Linked DNA regions of Mus musculus: region 2 is linked to region 1. The links are chromatin loops, found by intact Hi-C in ENCODE. Cell type or tissue: left cerebral cortex. All regions are shown on one strand. Links, peaks and the distances in the headings refer to the core of each region. The heading gives the core; the rest is flanking DNA.

The links. A loop is a pair of places that touch in the nucleus more often than their neighbours do. Peaks named below come from ENCODE experiments on the same cell type or tissue, not always from the same donor. Only the 100,000 strongest peaks of a DNase experiment are listed, where the experiment ranks them.
Region 2: a loop joins it to region 1, with 4 times the contacts of the local background. A loop is called at or near these places in 10 of 42 quality-filtered maps.

Annotation. Positions count from the first base shown.
Region 1 is chr13:83,525,422-83,533,596 of GRCm38, reverse strand. The region is part of intron 1 of Mef2c (myocyte enhancer factor 2C); the gene reads right to left. Among named protein-coding and RNA genes, the nearest start is that of Mef2c, 4.8 kb to the right of the region's middle. In left cerebral cortex, for the core only: a CTCF peak has its summit at 4,750; no DNase peak of the experiment used is centred there; H3K4me3 peaks cover 4,887 bases; H3K27ac peaks cover 4,884 bases.
Region 2 is chr13:83,064,158-83,072,332 of GRCm38, reverse strand. It overlaps Gm33073 (a long non-coding RNA gene), which reads left to right. Exons shown (of 3, transcript XR_382688.2): 3 at 360-591. Among named protein-coding and RNA genes, the nearest start is that of Gm33073, 52 kb to the left of the region's middle. In left cerebral cortex, for the core only: a CTCF peak has its summit at 3,567; DNase peaks (open chromatin) are centred at 4,622, 5,819, 5,992, 6,513 and 1 more place; H3K27ac peaks cover 913 bases.

The DNA.
Region 1 (8,175 bases), core at 1,715-6,714:
TAAAATTCCCACACTTGAAACTTGACAGTGGGTGGAACAATGTTTATTGGAGGTGTGATTTAGACTCTTATCATTTTGCACTATTCCAAGAAAACAAATCTCATTCTAAGTTTTAAAATTAAAGCAAAAATCAAAGGTTCACATAATATTTAATGGAATGTCTAAATTATTCTCCTGTCTATATTTACAACATATACATCAAAGTTCAATATTTTTTCTCTCTTGCTAGATGGCTCTGGCCCACAGACATTCTCATGACATTCCTTTTACATTTTCTAAAGAGATATGTTATATTACTGCTTTAATATTTTTGTTATAAAAATGTATGTACTGGTATTGACAGATAGATAGTTGCCCTTGACATTTAAATAAAATTAAAAATAATCCATTTTATCGATTTTAAAGGAACATAAAGTTATATTTACTTTTGGGGGTGTTTAGTAAATGGTATTTAGGTGATTAATAATTGGTTTAGTTTGTTACTAAGACTTACATTCTATAAGGACATTGTGAAAGCAATAATTTAGTTTAAAAATAAAGGTGGAACAAATATTTATTATGTAGAAACACTGTTTCCTGAAGGTCCCATTTAATATATTTCCAAAGGTGAAGGCTAGTTTTAGAAAGGTGTGCTGGCAATAATCAGACCCCACCTCTCACAAATAAGTGCCCACTGCCCTGGCAGCCAGAAATTATTTTTAATACGATTTAAAATTAAAAAGCCCATTGGTAAAGGTTCAAAGTGTAACTAGCAATTACAAGCTACTTTTAAACATTTGTTACTTTACATGCCAAAGAGAAGTAGACCTTTCAGACCACAGTTCCACGTGCAAGGACAAAAATGCAGATGTTTAGAAATCAGCTTACTTAACGAAGTAATAATCAAGTCACTCTCATGTTTTCTCTCAAATTACTCTGTAATTTGACCTAATAATTATTAAAAATGTGAATGATTATCAATAAAAAAAATCACGGTAGAACCATATATTGTGATGGAGCATCTACTTCCTGTGATAGGCAGGAAAAAAAAAACACCTTTGATGTTAATTTGCATCACAAAATGGTCTGGCCTATCTGCAATATAATGCAAAAGTTTCAGTGAAAAGAAACCATTATATTTTTTCTTTGTGCGACAACAAAAAGCGCCACAGATATCTGATCAGGCCTTCATGTACTCTGTAGGTAGGGGGTGGGGAGGTAGTGAGTCCCGTTTAATAACTCACACCTATTGTTTGATTCATTTTAAACCACTATATAGGAAGAAAAAGGGAACATAGTGAATCCAGTTTGCAGTTCGTGCCTTAGAGATTTAAGAGGCAGACTTTCAAGTTGAAGAAGGGAAACACTGAGCCTTTCCTTTCCCAAAGCCTGCTCAGGAAGGAGGCCCTCTGCTGCTCAGCCTACGCTGAAGGCGAAGGACATTGCTTAGGGCTGAAATCACTCAGAGAAGGGGAGGGAAGTTTATGATGTGATGCTCTGCACTGTGTCTGGTTGGCAGCCAGCAAGTTTTCATTTTGTAGCCCGCTGCCAGTACCTGCCCTGCATACACACAAGAATAAAAATAAGCTCTACCGCAGGAACTATGGGCATGTTAAAAAGAATTAAAAGAGTTTATTTCTCTTTCTTTATCCTGAGTGTAACTACCATCTTCTTCTTCTTCTTCTTCTTTTTTTTTTTTTGTAAGAAAGAGTTGAAACCACAGTAACTGAGAGCTTCCTTTTTAAATTCCCCAAACTACCTTCCCACAAAGCCATTTAAGTCGAATTGTATATTTACAGACTCACCTACATGAAAGGTATAACTTAAAACATCTGCCTTGACACATATGTTTTGTTCTGATATAAAAAGTGTGGTAATTTGAAAAAAATACAAGACCATTATATTCTTAAAATATGTGTTCTTCTGTGTGTGTTCATTCACTAAAGAGATCCTTGACTGCAATTAGGTAGTCTGTCCTATAAAGCCTTCCTTGTGTGACCATGATTTATAAAAATAAAATGTCCAGTGAATATTTCAGCTAAATAACCACATCTTCAAAATGACTATAAAGAGATCCCAAGCCTTCAAGTTCCATTAAAAACATCAGCTTTCCAGAATGGCTTGTTATACACCTTATGCAGGGTCAACAATTAATTATGATCTAAGAACTGAAAGTCAACTTTATTACCCTACTAGGCAAATTTCCTTATATTTATATTGACAAATCTGCTGTCTAATTTCATAAAAACTGAGCAAATTTAAGCCAAATATGCCAATATTTGGGGTTTGGGGAATGGTTGTGTTCTTTTGCTATCATTATAGCTTGCTGAAAAGATTACAGATATATTAAAAAATATGCTGGTTTTGGTTGTTTTTCTTTTAAGCAGTTTACATCCTCTAACAAAGAACCATATCTAACACTTTTAAAATTCAACAGGCTAGAAATTCACAGCATCTATAAACAACGTATGTACGCATCTTCATATTTATCTTATCTATTACAAGTTGCAGGAAGAAAACCAAGAGACTCTCAGGATAAGTTGAAAAAAAATCAGGTTCCCACTAGGGACTGCTTCAAAGCCCGCTTCCTCCAGTCACTCACACAAGTTGAAGGGACTTTATTTAAACCATTGCTTGAAGTCTTGCACGGCCATTCAATAAGCAGGCTGAACACCATTACTCCATTCATTTCAAATTTTTTGCATTAAGAATGAATAAAGTCTTTCAAAGGTGTCCCTTCTTAAATAGTACTGATTTCTACAGATTTTCTTTGTAATAAGTTTACTGCCTTTATTTCTTGTCATGACACTGATTTCCTATATAATGCCCTCAGAAAATTATTTTTATGTGCACTCTGAATTTTGTTTATACCAGCTATACTTTCAAATAAAACAAGTAACAGAGATTGGATAGAAATGTATAGCAGATACATTGTAGTGAAAGCAAATGTCACTTGTTTTGCCAATGAGGCTAGACCATGGGTTTATATAACAGGTAATAGAAACTCCTTTCTTAGCATGAATATGCCTTTTCTTTGTGCAGTGAGAGCAAGAAAGTACGAAATAACATCATGTCAGATTGTCCTTTCGGTATTCTTATATTTTACTGTAGCATTCTTTGTCATATGCTACCTCCATAGCCTCACAATGGGGTTGGAAAATGTATGTGTATAACACGTTTGATTTCTACATCTTAATGCTATACACAATGTGAAGTTGTCAAAATTATCTCAATGTACTATATAGTTGTGAGCACAAACACTATAAATGTGATTTCTTTGTTTCTTTGCTCTGTTTTGTTTTATGGTCCGTTTTCAGCACTGAGTATTAAGCGGCAGACAGGAGCTGTTTTTCAGAGGAAAAACTCTTTCTGGTTTGCTTTGCTCACTAACTAGAACAGATCACTACAAATCATTCTGTTTCTTATGGGCCAGTCTCTCACATACTACAGATTTGCTTCAGCTCTCCAGGGGAAGAAATGCGGCTCCTGTGGGAAAGGCCCACCCCTTCCTAGATGTTTGCTTCCTTAAACGAAAGAAACACACCCCTTACATTCTTTGAAATTTGTCCAACAAGACGAGAATTGTAATGGCACTGTATCACGGAATAACTTAGGACAAAATAATCAATAGGCAAATTTTGCTAATATTCTGTGTACTTTTTAATCAGGGGTGGCTATTTCACACCCTACCACGTGTCTCTCCCGTTGTGTCTCTCTCTGTCTGTCTCCCTCTGTCTCTCTCTTTGTGTCTCTTCCTCTGTCTCTGTCTCTCTGCTTCTCTCTGTCTCTCTCTCTGTCTCTGTCTCTCCCTCCCTCCTTCTACCCTCTTTTGCCTCCCCCCCACATGTAAGTGTAACAACTAATTAAGCTCAGGTCTAACATATGCACTTGGATCCTCAGAACACTGTATTAGTGAAAGTCAAGAATGCGATATGCACTGAGACAACCCAGGAGGCCCAGAGATGTTAAAATCTTTTGCACTTGAATTTGGAACTATTAGGAGAATGTCCCCTTTCATAACTATACTAAAGAAAAAAATTATAAAATCAAATGGCAATTGTCTTAGGTAGAATCAGAGTTGCAAGAAGTCACAGATATGCAAGCATGTCACTCACTGCTATGAGACTAAGGACATAAACCTTGCAGTAAAATTGATGTCCACTAGTGTCTACCACATGAGAGTGCCCTGTGGGTCCTGAGAAGTTATGTTCTAGTAAACCTCTTTCCACTACATAGAGACATTTTCCCCCTAACCAAGTTTTTCTTTTGCTATTTTATAAGTAACACTTATCTTTCCCTTCCTTTTATTTTTTTAACCTTTGAAATGCAATATTCACATAGAGATTTGCATGTGTGAAGACATGCAGTTAACAAAAGTTGTTAACTCTTGAGGGGGTCTTCTTAAATGAAACAATAAGCTCTTTTAACCATTTCTCATCGGCCATTCAATGATGAACTCTATCTAATTTCCAGGTCTACAAAATGGAAGATCTGCTATTTTTCATTTGCAATAATAGTGACTATAAGGAAGGATGATATGAATTTCAACCGAAGGTATAAACTTATTACACTTAGCAGAATATTGTTAAGGTCGAAGTAAACCTTCATACCATAAATCCACAGATGAAACATCTCATTCACTAAAGTATTCTATCTTATTATAGTAACGCACAGAAAATTAAACACATAAATATGAATTTTATGTATCACAGAAGATGCAGGCAGTGAAAGTGCAATGTTTACAGTTATGGATGACTCATTAGAGCTTTATTGTGGGAGACACTAGGAGGCATCAGTAGGGTAAAAAAGGACTTCAATTTTAAAAGAAGCAAGAAATTACTGTGGTGTTGGGTGTTTAGAAAGTTTGAGTTTTAAAAATGCTACAGGTAAAACAAAACTATTCTCTAACAAAGTCTCCACGTATTATATTTTCATAAAAATGATGTTTAAGTAACATTCATAAAATAAACATTAATGTATATGTATATATATATATATATGTCTCATTTACCAATAACACCTATCATGATATGTTTTGAATGCATTGAATCATAACTATGTAACTACTCATCTTGAAGAATACACCTGGTAACAGAACAACATACAGGATATTGTCAATTATGTATTTTCTGCTTAATTTTTCAATACCATAAAGATATATTAATTTTGGCAAATCTACTCTGCATTCTACACAACACTTCTGAAAATGCCTAATTCCTTTAAGCTTTATGGTAACCACTTCACACAAATTGACAAATTGATATCTGCTCAAAGAGAGTTGATGGAACTTCAAATTTAAGCAATGAAAAAACACTACTGAGCGCCTATTATTTGAAAACTGAGTTTTCTGCTGTTTAAGTGGCTCTTTATAATGACGAAGCAACAGGGTCGTGGCATAGTTATCTAGCAATCATTTCGAATCAGAGTGTCTTGCCGTTCCTTAGCAATCAGCCTTTATCTTTGCTCTATCAGAATAACATGTGAACTGTGTAATCTGCCTTTTGTAAGGTGTAGAGCGCTGTTGCGTTGGTTTTGTGACTTGCCTCTGTAATCTGGTTTGATTTCTTAAAGGTGACAAATCCCAGTCAAGCTCTACTGAATGCAGGAACAACCATGAGTCTGTGAATTAAGGCACAGTGCTGAGCATGAAATCCCAGTCAGCTCTTCTTCATATGTTACACTCACTAAGCATCGTCGATAAAGCCTTTCATTTGGTCCAAACCATCACTATATATGTGTAAAAGGAATATGCATGCTTTTTCAGTTTAGATATTCATTTGGGAGGCATTATTCTAAAAGCTGTCATTTTAAAAAGTTAAAAATTAATCAGCAATCCTTCTTCAGTCCATGCTGTGAGGTTCTGATCTTTAACTACACACTAAATTTCTCCATGTTGCTTGGAATCATGTTCTGAAAACCTTGGCTCTCTGTTTAATAACTATTTTTTGTTATATAATACAATTATTACTGTATAGACATTTCCCCATTTTTTGTCCCTTTCTGAGATTTCATAGACTCAAAAAATATATTGCACCAAGAGTTGGAAAATAAAACCCACAAAATATACTACACTAATTAGAAGAAAGTTTTAAAAGATAATGCTTACATTTGCCAAAGTGTTATTCAGCATAGTTCTCTATTAAAGAAATCTAAATACAATGAATAATTTATTAGAAAGACATAATTATATGCCGTTCAACTTAGTCACTGAGCAAGGTGAAGGCCAGAGAAAAACTAAAAAATATTTGAAAACTATAGAGTATATTGTTTTTTTTTTTAGGATTCAATTTTCAGGAATCATCAGATAGTTATTTTTTATTAGAATGAGTAGAGTTCTACAAAATTAACTTGTTTATAAAGCAAAAAATAAAGAACATTATAACAACTCTTGGTTACTGAAGTTTGCTGTGGTTAATTAGTATCTCTGCTTGGGAAAGTTAATGTTCACGATTACATACTTTAAAAATATGACTAACTTTGAAAGGGTGGAAAGTTGCTTATTATGACATGGTCATTTGTTATTTCCACCAATACCAAAAACATTTATATTAAATTAATAGCACACCTTAATATTACCCTTCAATGTATTCACATGCACACCAACTAAGATGTAAATAGCGTAGTGAATGAATGAAGTTAAAACACTGCTTCTAATAAGGAGTGTGAGAACTGCATAACACATTCTCAAACTGTGAATCATAGTAATAAGAAAAGCATTTTTTAAAAAATAAAGTTCAGCACAATTTGAAGTAAAGATAACTGCCAACTACTGGCCCTTTAACTTGGGTACCAATTTTTTTTTTAATTATATGTTAAGTATGCATCAATGAATACTTTTAGAGTAAAGATCAGAATCCGATACAGGATTAAATGTATTATCCTTTAAATAGTACAAAACCTCATTGATTTCAGGAATTTTTTTCCCACTTGTGATGGGACTTAAGGACAACTCATTTTACCTGCCATGCACTTGCTTTAGGGCTACTTTTAAATTCAATAATTAATATGCTTATACTAGATGATAATAACGTGGTTTATTGCCTGCATTTTTGTAATTGACTCAATAGCTGCACAAGCATACCATTGGTGCCATACTTATACATATTGAACTACTTTTAAGACTAGCCAAACTGACATTATTTTTTAAATTAAATGAGAAATTTTATCTATAAATTGAAAATCGGTATGGCTTCAAGGTTAAGTGTGGCTCACAGGTGGTCACATTTCAAGTCCCAGCAAATCTCTAGGGGAGGGGGATTACTATGCCCCACACAAACGTTTTTACTCTGCAACACAATTCCATTGCAAGGTGCCTGTGGAGGGAGCCGGGCCACTCTTCTGGAAAGGCATGGAAATGCGACTGGAGTTTTCTTTACAGCACTTAGAGAACACATATAGTCACGAAGCATTTCATAAGGCAGTTACCCTTAGAGTTACTATCACATTAACGATAGTAAAATGCACTTTGTCTTAAAGCAATTCTCCACCAAGGACCAGTTAAAGAACTGGCAAACAGCCTGATTCTACATACACTGTCAGCATTTACATCCTGAATGTTTTATACAGAACACATCACATCCATTTCAAAAATGTGAGGGAAAAGGTTCATAACCATAGCATCTAGAACAGTACAAAATGGCTCAGACATAACAATTTCCTTAAGAATTGGTAGCCTTGCTCTGGAAAGGAAGTCACATTAGCATTGCACTCAAACACTTGCATAATACACAATAATACAATAAGCAATGTGCTCCGTCTCTATAGACTTCCTTTACGGCCAACTTTGTCACTTAGTTTAGTAACTTTCATCCAAAGTCCAAACAGAAGGCAGGCTAAGTGACTTAGTTTTGTTTGTTTTTAAATAGCTTAATATTTCCCTTGATCTAAACAACAGTGCACATGCTGAAATGCAAACATGAACTGTGCAATGCACAGACTACCATGGCCAGGGCAACTGCTTCTGGTCCCCACCAATTAAACTCTTTCAAGCCTGCACTTTGATGAGGGAAGAGGATGCACAAAAGGTGGCCTCTGGCAGACAGCCCTGCTTTAGCTTAAAGTCATCCCAAGGACTAGTGGCTCAGAATCCAAACCCAGGGAAAACCAGTCTTTGGGGTAACTCATAGGAACATCTTTCCACAGTGAACTAAGAGCTAAATTTTAAGACAGCGACTTCAAGGTCACAGAACAGTCTGT
Region 2 (8,175 bases), core at 1,566-6,565, 460 kb after region 1:
GAAGAAGAGAGGGAAGCTTTCCAAAGGAAAGTGTGGCTGCAAAGATAAAACAAAGAGCTCACCATACAGACAATCCCAAAGAGGAACTGACACAGTGAAAAGTGTCGAATGTTGCCAGGGTACAGTGGAAGCTGTCTTAGTATTTTCCAGCGAGTTAAAACAATGAAGTCAAATTTTCAATGGATAAGGGGTATGCCAGGACTAGGAAGTATCATAAAGTGATGTGATGACCTTGATCATTTTGAGGCTGAAAGGAAGAAAGCTCGATCAAATTGCAAAATGGCATGGTTTCACTATCTCACAAAGTTTATTTCTATTTATAGTATGTCCACTTATCAAATAATTTCTTTTTCATTTAGGACATCTTCTTTTCTTACTGTTAAGAGCTTTGAATGTCCCAGTTGTCCAATGTGACTTAAATTTGATGATGCCTGCCATGATGTCATGTGGTCTAGACTGTACTGCCATATAAAGGCAGAAAAGGTAAGCCTACCTATGGCATCATAGTTTCTCTTTGGTGTGGATAAACTGAGACCCAAAGTTACCATTGCTCATATATTAACGACAGCCTTCTTTTAAATATATTGCTGTGGAAGCAATGGGTTCATTCTCACTCTGTTATCCCAATATGTTGATTCGTGACAAAGACAAACTTGCCTCAAGCTGTCTACTGAGCTCATTGTGGTCTTTTGGTGGCAATTCTATAAATGCAAAGCAAATAATCTAGTGTCTGTCCTTGTTCCTTGAGTGTATATTCCGAATATTTACTATTGGTAAACCTGCAGCTGTTTTCTTATCTGAGGTGGTAGTGCTATAATTATTTCACTCCTTGTACCTTTAAGAATAGCCTTTGCTTTCAAGAGATATTGCTTTTGTGGGGATTCCTTTTAGATACCTAAAGTAATAGAGAGGATTATTGCACATTGATCGCAAAACAAGATTCCTTTAAAAACTCATCACAAGATATTTCCCTTTATTTCTTTATAAAGAAGTATACCATTTCTTTAACAACCATGTAAAAATAAGTGATCGATGTCTGTTTTAAAAAAGAATCTATGGAACAACCACTGTGGAAATCAATCTGGAGGTTCCTCAGAACATTGGAAATTGAGCTACCTGAAGAACCAGCTATACCAGTCTTGGGAATATGCCCAAAAGATGGCCCACCATGCCACAGGAGCACGTGTTCCACTATGTTCATAGTGGCCTTATTTGTGATATCCAAAATCTGGAAACAACCTATACATCCCATGACAGAAGAATGGATACAGAAAATGTGGTTCATTTACACAATGGAATTAGCTATTAACACTTCCTAAGTTTTGCAGTCAAATGGATGGAACTAGAAAATGTCAACCTGAGTGAGGTAACTCAGACCCAAAAGGATGTGCATGGTATGTACTCACTAATAAGTGGATATTAACCAAAAAACAAAAAACAACAAAAAATAAACAAAAACAAAGCATATAGAATACACAAGATATAATCCACAGAATTCAAAAGGCTCAACAAGCTGAAGTGCCCAAGTGAGGATGCCTCAGTCTCACTTGGCAGAGAGAAGGAAGCAATCACAAGTGGGGAGGGAGGGATTTGGGAGGGAAAGTGGATGGGGTGGGGTAGCAGTGGGGTGTAGAAGGGAACCTGATCAGGTATTGGGGGAGGGAAAATGACTGAAGCCCTGTGGGCCAGCAGAAAGAATGTAAACAGGCAACCTCAAGAAATAGGAGGCTCAGAGGTTCCCCCAGAGTGTGCTAGAGACCTGGGAGGTGAGACTCCCAGGACTCACAGGGAGGGACATTTGATGAACAGAAGGGAGAGGGAACTTATAGAGCTCACCTCCAGCAGGAAGACAGGCCATCAAGTGAGAGATGGGGTTGCCATCCCACAGTCACACCTCTGACCCATAATTGTTCTTGTCTGGAAGAATTACAGGGATGGAAATGGAGAGGAGCCTGAGGAAAAGAAGTCCCAGCAACAGGCCCAAATTGGGATCCAAGTCAAGTGGAGGTCCCAAGGCCTGACAATGTTACTGAGGCTGCACAGTGTTCACAAAAAAGGGATCTATCATGACTGCCCTCCAAAAGACCCAATAAGCAGCTGAAAGAATCAGATGCAGATGTTTGCACCCAACCAATGGACAGAAGCAGCTGACCCTTGTTATTGAATTAGGGAAGGCTGAAAGAAGCTGAGGAGAAGGGCGATCCTATAGGAGAACCAGCAATCTTAATCTGGACCCTCAAGATCTTTCAAACACTGGACCACCAAACAGACAGCATACACCAGCTGATATGAGGCCCCCAACACATATACAGTAGAGGACTTCCAGGTCTATGCTCATTCGGAGATGATGCGCCTAACCCTCAAGAGACTGGAGACTCCAGGGAGTTTAGAGGTCAGTCGGGGTGGAGGGTGGGGGCATCCATGTGGAGAGGAGGTGTGGTGGGGAGGAGGTATGAGATGTGCAGCAGTTAGAGGGTGGGAGGGGAGGGGCAGGGAATGGAATATGGAGTGTAAAAAATGAATTACAAATAAAATTAAATAAAAAATAATCTATGGAAACTTTCTTTTTATGATTTTTTTCAAGAATATGTTCAAAGCATACAGGAACATTCTGTATTTATTTAATCTTGCTAAACGTTTTTCATGTTCATGTCATCTTCTCACTTTGGGCTTTCTCTAGACAACATGTTTTAGAGTAAATACTTGCTATGCTTCTCAAGGTGCTTTCCAACTACATCCACTGAAGTACAGGTGGAAACCAGGACACAGCTGGAGAAAATGTTCTGGTCATGGTAACTAACTCAGCTCTTAGGCCTCTGAGAAAAACAGGTGCCAGTTTCCTATAGGAAATGACCATATAGGGACATGGATAAATACTGCCATTTAAACTTTTTCAGTGTTATTTTGGGGATTTTTCTGGGGCTCTGTAAGATGTATATGACTTTGTAACCTAGTGATTTGCCACAAACACAGAATGGGGAGCTCTTAACATTTACAAGCAAGGGAACCCTTTATTTGCCCACATTAGTACATCCTTGTTTAATTCTGTGGTTCTGCTTTGTCTGTATTCTGTAACAACAGGGGGGCTACTGTTTTGTGTTTGTTTGTTTGTTTGTTTGTTTGTTGTTTTTGTTAAAATAATTTGGTGTGGTATTTTGGAAACATGACAAAAGAAGGCAGATTCACTATTAAAATATATGGCCTACACTTTCACTTTCTGTATTTTAAGTTCTTGCTCTGTTATTAAGCTCAGATGTTTTAAAGTCAAGATAGTTAAGGTAGAAAATGTAATTCAAACAAGGGATTATTGAGAGAAGTGTGAAAGAATTAAGTGAAGAAATAAGGAAACAATTGGAGTGCAGAGCTAGCACCCCTAGAAGCAGGTGGTCCCTGGAGCTGAAGGGAAGTTATCTAGAGCTAGGCAGAAGTGGAATTGTATAGAATGAGTTAGCGGTAGGACTTCCAGTGGGACATAGCTGCTGTTGGAAAGGGAGTGAAAACCAGATAGATACAGCACATCAGCTGCACTGCCTTTGCTGTCTGCTAGTTATCTTTCTCCAGAGCCTCCAGCTGGTGATTGCAGGCAGAGCAAGAATCAAGGTGACTCAGAACATAGAAGCAGAGACAGCTCCTACCACATGAAGACAGAGATTCTTTACCTATGGCTTTCCTTTTCTTCTGGAGTTAGCAGAAGCAACACAGATTAAAGAGTAGGTGTTTAAAAACAAAAACAAAGTAGTGTGATAAAACTATTTAAAACTAAGGGTCTTATACTGTCAGATGGCTCTATCACATTTCTACACTAGTAAGCAGCTTCCAATTACTGTGTTTATAAAGTACTATTTTAATTATCCAACCTCCCACCTCCATTTTTTAAAGGAAAAAAAAACCACTTTTTAATGAAAAGTGTTTATATTAGACAAATACTTTGGAGTATTTGGTTGGCAACAGCTCATTGCTCCTCTACTCAAACTTCTAACCCTTGCTCTTGTCTAGAATTTTCAAATCCAGTCTCAAATGTGGGGCAACTCTCTCCCACCCCCAGCTTTTACTGCCCAAGTGGGTATTAGGCTAACATGTGTGTGGATCTGTCCTGCTACTTCTAGCCAGTGTATTTACACCTTAATACAAGTTAACCAACTTTCCAGCTATTCATCTTTTCCCTTCATCAACCACTTAAGATACTCCTAGTATGTGACAATACTTACTAGACACTAGCTATATGAGGAACAAGAATAAGTTTTCTCTTCTCATGGAGATTATAATTTAACATGGGTTAGTGTTAAAATATAGTAAGCAAATATGTAAACAAGATTTTAAGATAGTAAATATAAAGCAGTTGAATGCATATGTGTAGTATCTATAGAGACATCTGTGACCATCTTTCATTTAATGTGCATTCAAAGTTTTTAAATTAAATAAATAGAGATACACTCCAGGAGACCTGAGATGACTTTCCACAGACTATCTGACATGCCTTTTAAATCTAACTACAATCTGCTTTCTCTGAAAATTTCTCTGCTCACTCAAGCCGAATCTGTCTCTTCCATGGCACTTGTTCACATCCTGCATTTTCCTTTAGCACTGTGTGGTATTCTTCCTGTCCCCTCTGCCTGTCACTTCCTTTTAGCACTTTCTGCTCAAGAATGCCTCATTTTGAGCTGTTGCCTAATAGAAAGCTATTAAGCTCAAGCAGCTACATGAGATCTCCATGGATCACTTGGCTAAGGGTTTACTCGTCCTTCCTCAGTTTGTACTTATTTCATGTGTTGCATTGTGATTGATTTCATATATTATAGATTCATTTAATATATATGTAAAGAGCTGCCTATTGTTTGCTACGAGTGAGAATTATATCTCTGCTTTAGCAAAGCTTTAATTTTAACTTGTTCATAAAGCATAGTTTCTTAAGGTGAAGGTTATCAACTAATCATGTTTAACTCTTGAATGTAGTTAAGATTTTGAAAGTCAGTGTGAAATAGTTATACTGATGGAGTGGGAGGGATGATGGAAGGAAGGGAGGGAGGGAGGGAGAGAGGGAGGGAGAACATAAAGTTGGATGAGTAGGTAGGTGGGGGAGATGTTAAGGGAGAGTTAAGAAATGATTAAAATCCAATTGTATGAAATTCTCTAAAAATTAATAAAATTGTTTTTAAAATTTGCTATGTTCATCTATTCAAATACCTACATGCCTTCTGTTTTTTAATTTTTTATTGAAAATAAAGGATTTTTAATACAATATATTTTGATCAGTTTCTTCTCCCTCATCTCTCAAATCTTTCCCACTTCCTGACCAATTCAAACCCATGCCTTCTTTCACTCTTAAGTAAACAAACAAAAAGGACGAAAAACAAAAATCAAAACCAAAAGCCCAAGAATAAAACCAAAAATGAACAAACAAAACAAGAAGAAATAAACAACAAAAACCAAGGTGTTATTTTGTATAACGTAAATATATATTAAAACTGTTGAAGACTTTATCTTCTAAAATACATGTGAAATTTTCACAAAGAGAGAATTGTGAGACTAGTTATAAAATACTGACTTATATATAATGCATAGTAAAAGAAGGCATTGATATTGGTATTTTACTCTGCCATTCAAAATTTTCAAAAGGAAACAATTTATGGGAAACCTTGAATATTTGAATGATTTAACTTTTCACCTCATAGTGTGTGTGTGTGTACTGAGGTTAACGCTCTCCCCTCCCCCAATGTTGGCTCCCATGAACGTTATATAGAAAAAAGAAAGACTAGAAAGGAGAAGTAGGCACGTTACATTTTGCTTAGGTCGGCTGGCAGATTTCCATGATGTCAGCCCTATTTCGTTTTGCTCTAAAAGCAGGAGCTCATGGGTTTGTTTTTGTGTTTCTTTAAACCTGTGTCCACTCATAATCCTGAGTTCCTCCCAAAGATTATCTTCATGCCCTTGTTAATTGTGACAATTCAAATATAAGGATTTTATTTTTCTTTTCAGTTGATGTGTGACCCTGGTCGCATTTTGACTGAGCTCATGGAAACAGTACTGAGAAGCCGTCTATAAATAAGTAGTTTTGTTTACAGGAACTTACTGTGCAACTGGACTTCGAACACCTGCTGTTCAAGGCTGAGAAGGGAGAGGAGGGGTTTCAGTCCTCTTTACTTGCAGACAATTCCCTCCCACCCCAAAGCAGATGTGGGTACAATCCCCCTGTTAATGCCCCACAGGGATTGTTATAATGCTTTCCTGCCCACCCCCCATTCTACCTCTCCTTACTATTAGATTTCTAAAAATCTACTGAATTTGACTAATGTGTCAAATAAACACAGGATGAAAAAAAAAAGAGTATGTGAAAGCACTATACTTAGAATTATGAAAATAAATATCTACAATTTTTATACTTACCCGTAATTTGTAGTTTCAGCCAACTAAGAAATGTCAATCCTGTGAGCTACTGAGAGACTGGAGTCCAAATGGAGCTTCTCAAATGGCCTTGCAAGTTGGTAGATATAAATATGACAGTGTTTCTGTCCTGTCCTTTCTATGGTCTTTTCTGTCTTTGATGCATGGTGTGTCACAGCAGAAATCATCGCTGTGTTTATTTGATATGGTGATCATTCAGCTAATAAATAAATAACAAAAGCCAAACATTTGTTTACCTAAGATATATTTTGTGAACTTACAATGTCATTAGAACAGAAAAGCAACTCTTCTAATGTAAGGCTTACTGAAACTTACTACTAAGGAAATGAGAAAATGAGTAGGCAGAAATTGTATCCTATAAGCATGATGGAATAATGTGAAATAATATTTTAAAAGAGAGTCTGGGGAAAATTCCCCCTTTCCTCTTCCCATTTAGCCTGTTAGGCCATACTTCCAAGTGGCAGAGCCCACGCTGACTCTGATGGTTGGGAACACATCTCTAAGAAGAACTAGTACTGTATTCTGAGTCACATTTTCTATTTTTATGTAAAGTCCTATTTAGAGCTTGGCTACTATTAGACTTGTCCTGATTTCCCTTAGTTACTGTGATTTAGTCGGCTGATTATTTGCAACATGCACTTTAGTAGTTAGAGACAGTTCTTGATAGATGCCCAAGGTTAGATCAACACACAGGTAGCCTATAATACTGAAAATCGAATCACCTTTAGAATATCTTATTCATTCAATTAGTGAACAGAACTATATTCTCTTACAGAAAGTAGGAAAGAATTATTTAGAAACTTTCACCAGAAACCATCTGTCAATGGATATAAAAGAACTGAAGGAGAAGTCACCTCTCCTTTCAGAGTCGTGTCTTCATTAGTAATTATAAGCAAGTGGATCCAGAAATAGACATGCAGGATCGGAAGACACCACCGCAGTAGCCAGTACTTTCAGACATCACCACAAAAACATGCACTCAATATTTCACAATCATCGTCCCTGGCAATGTCACAACACTGCCTCGGGCAAGGTTCTGCTACCCTTTTAGAGTAGAATATGCCCCTCCTCCCATAAATCACTCTTCTTGAAGGGCAAACTAAACTTTCTTGGTTTCAAAGCCATGCTTGCCACAGAGTAGGAAACCCTGCTCATACCATTGGAAAACCATCTTAGTGTTCTTGGCTAGCTACAGAAATTTTCACAAGCACAATTGCTGGCAACCCTCCTGTCTTCCAGCGTGGAGCCCTGGAAACAGAACCCTGCAGGCTTTATTTCTAACAAGATGATTTTACATTACCCTTGTGCATGGAGAAAGGATTCATGCTTTGTTGTTGTTGCTACTGCTGTTTTCCTGCTTTCCTGAGCTCCTGATAAAGCTAAATTTATTTAGGATAGTAAACTTAGTCACATTGAAGACTTTATCTTGTCAACAAATTTCTCTTATTTTTCTAAAGACCCTTTTGGGTTTCCCTTCTTCAAGGTTACCAAACAGTAAGTGAACTGCACAATTTGTACATTTATCAGTTTAATTGATGATAAAATATGAAAATAAATTCTAAACTTTCACTGCATGTCCAGTGGGCATTGATTTTTATACTTGAATTGAATAGAATATAGTTTGGATGCAGCCATTATGAGGCAAAAATTTAAAAATAGTGACACATTTTACTCCTGGCTACTACTACAATTTAAAGTAATTCACCCCTATCTCATGGCATTGTGGAATTAAAGACAATGCAGTCTACACAAATAGCTGGAATCAAGCATCTC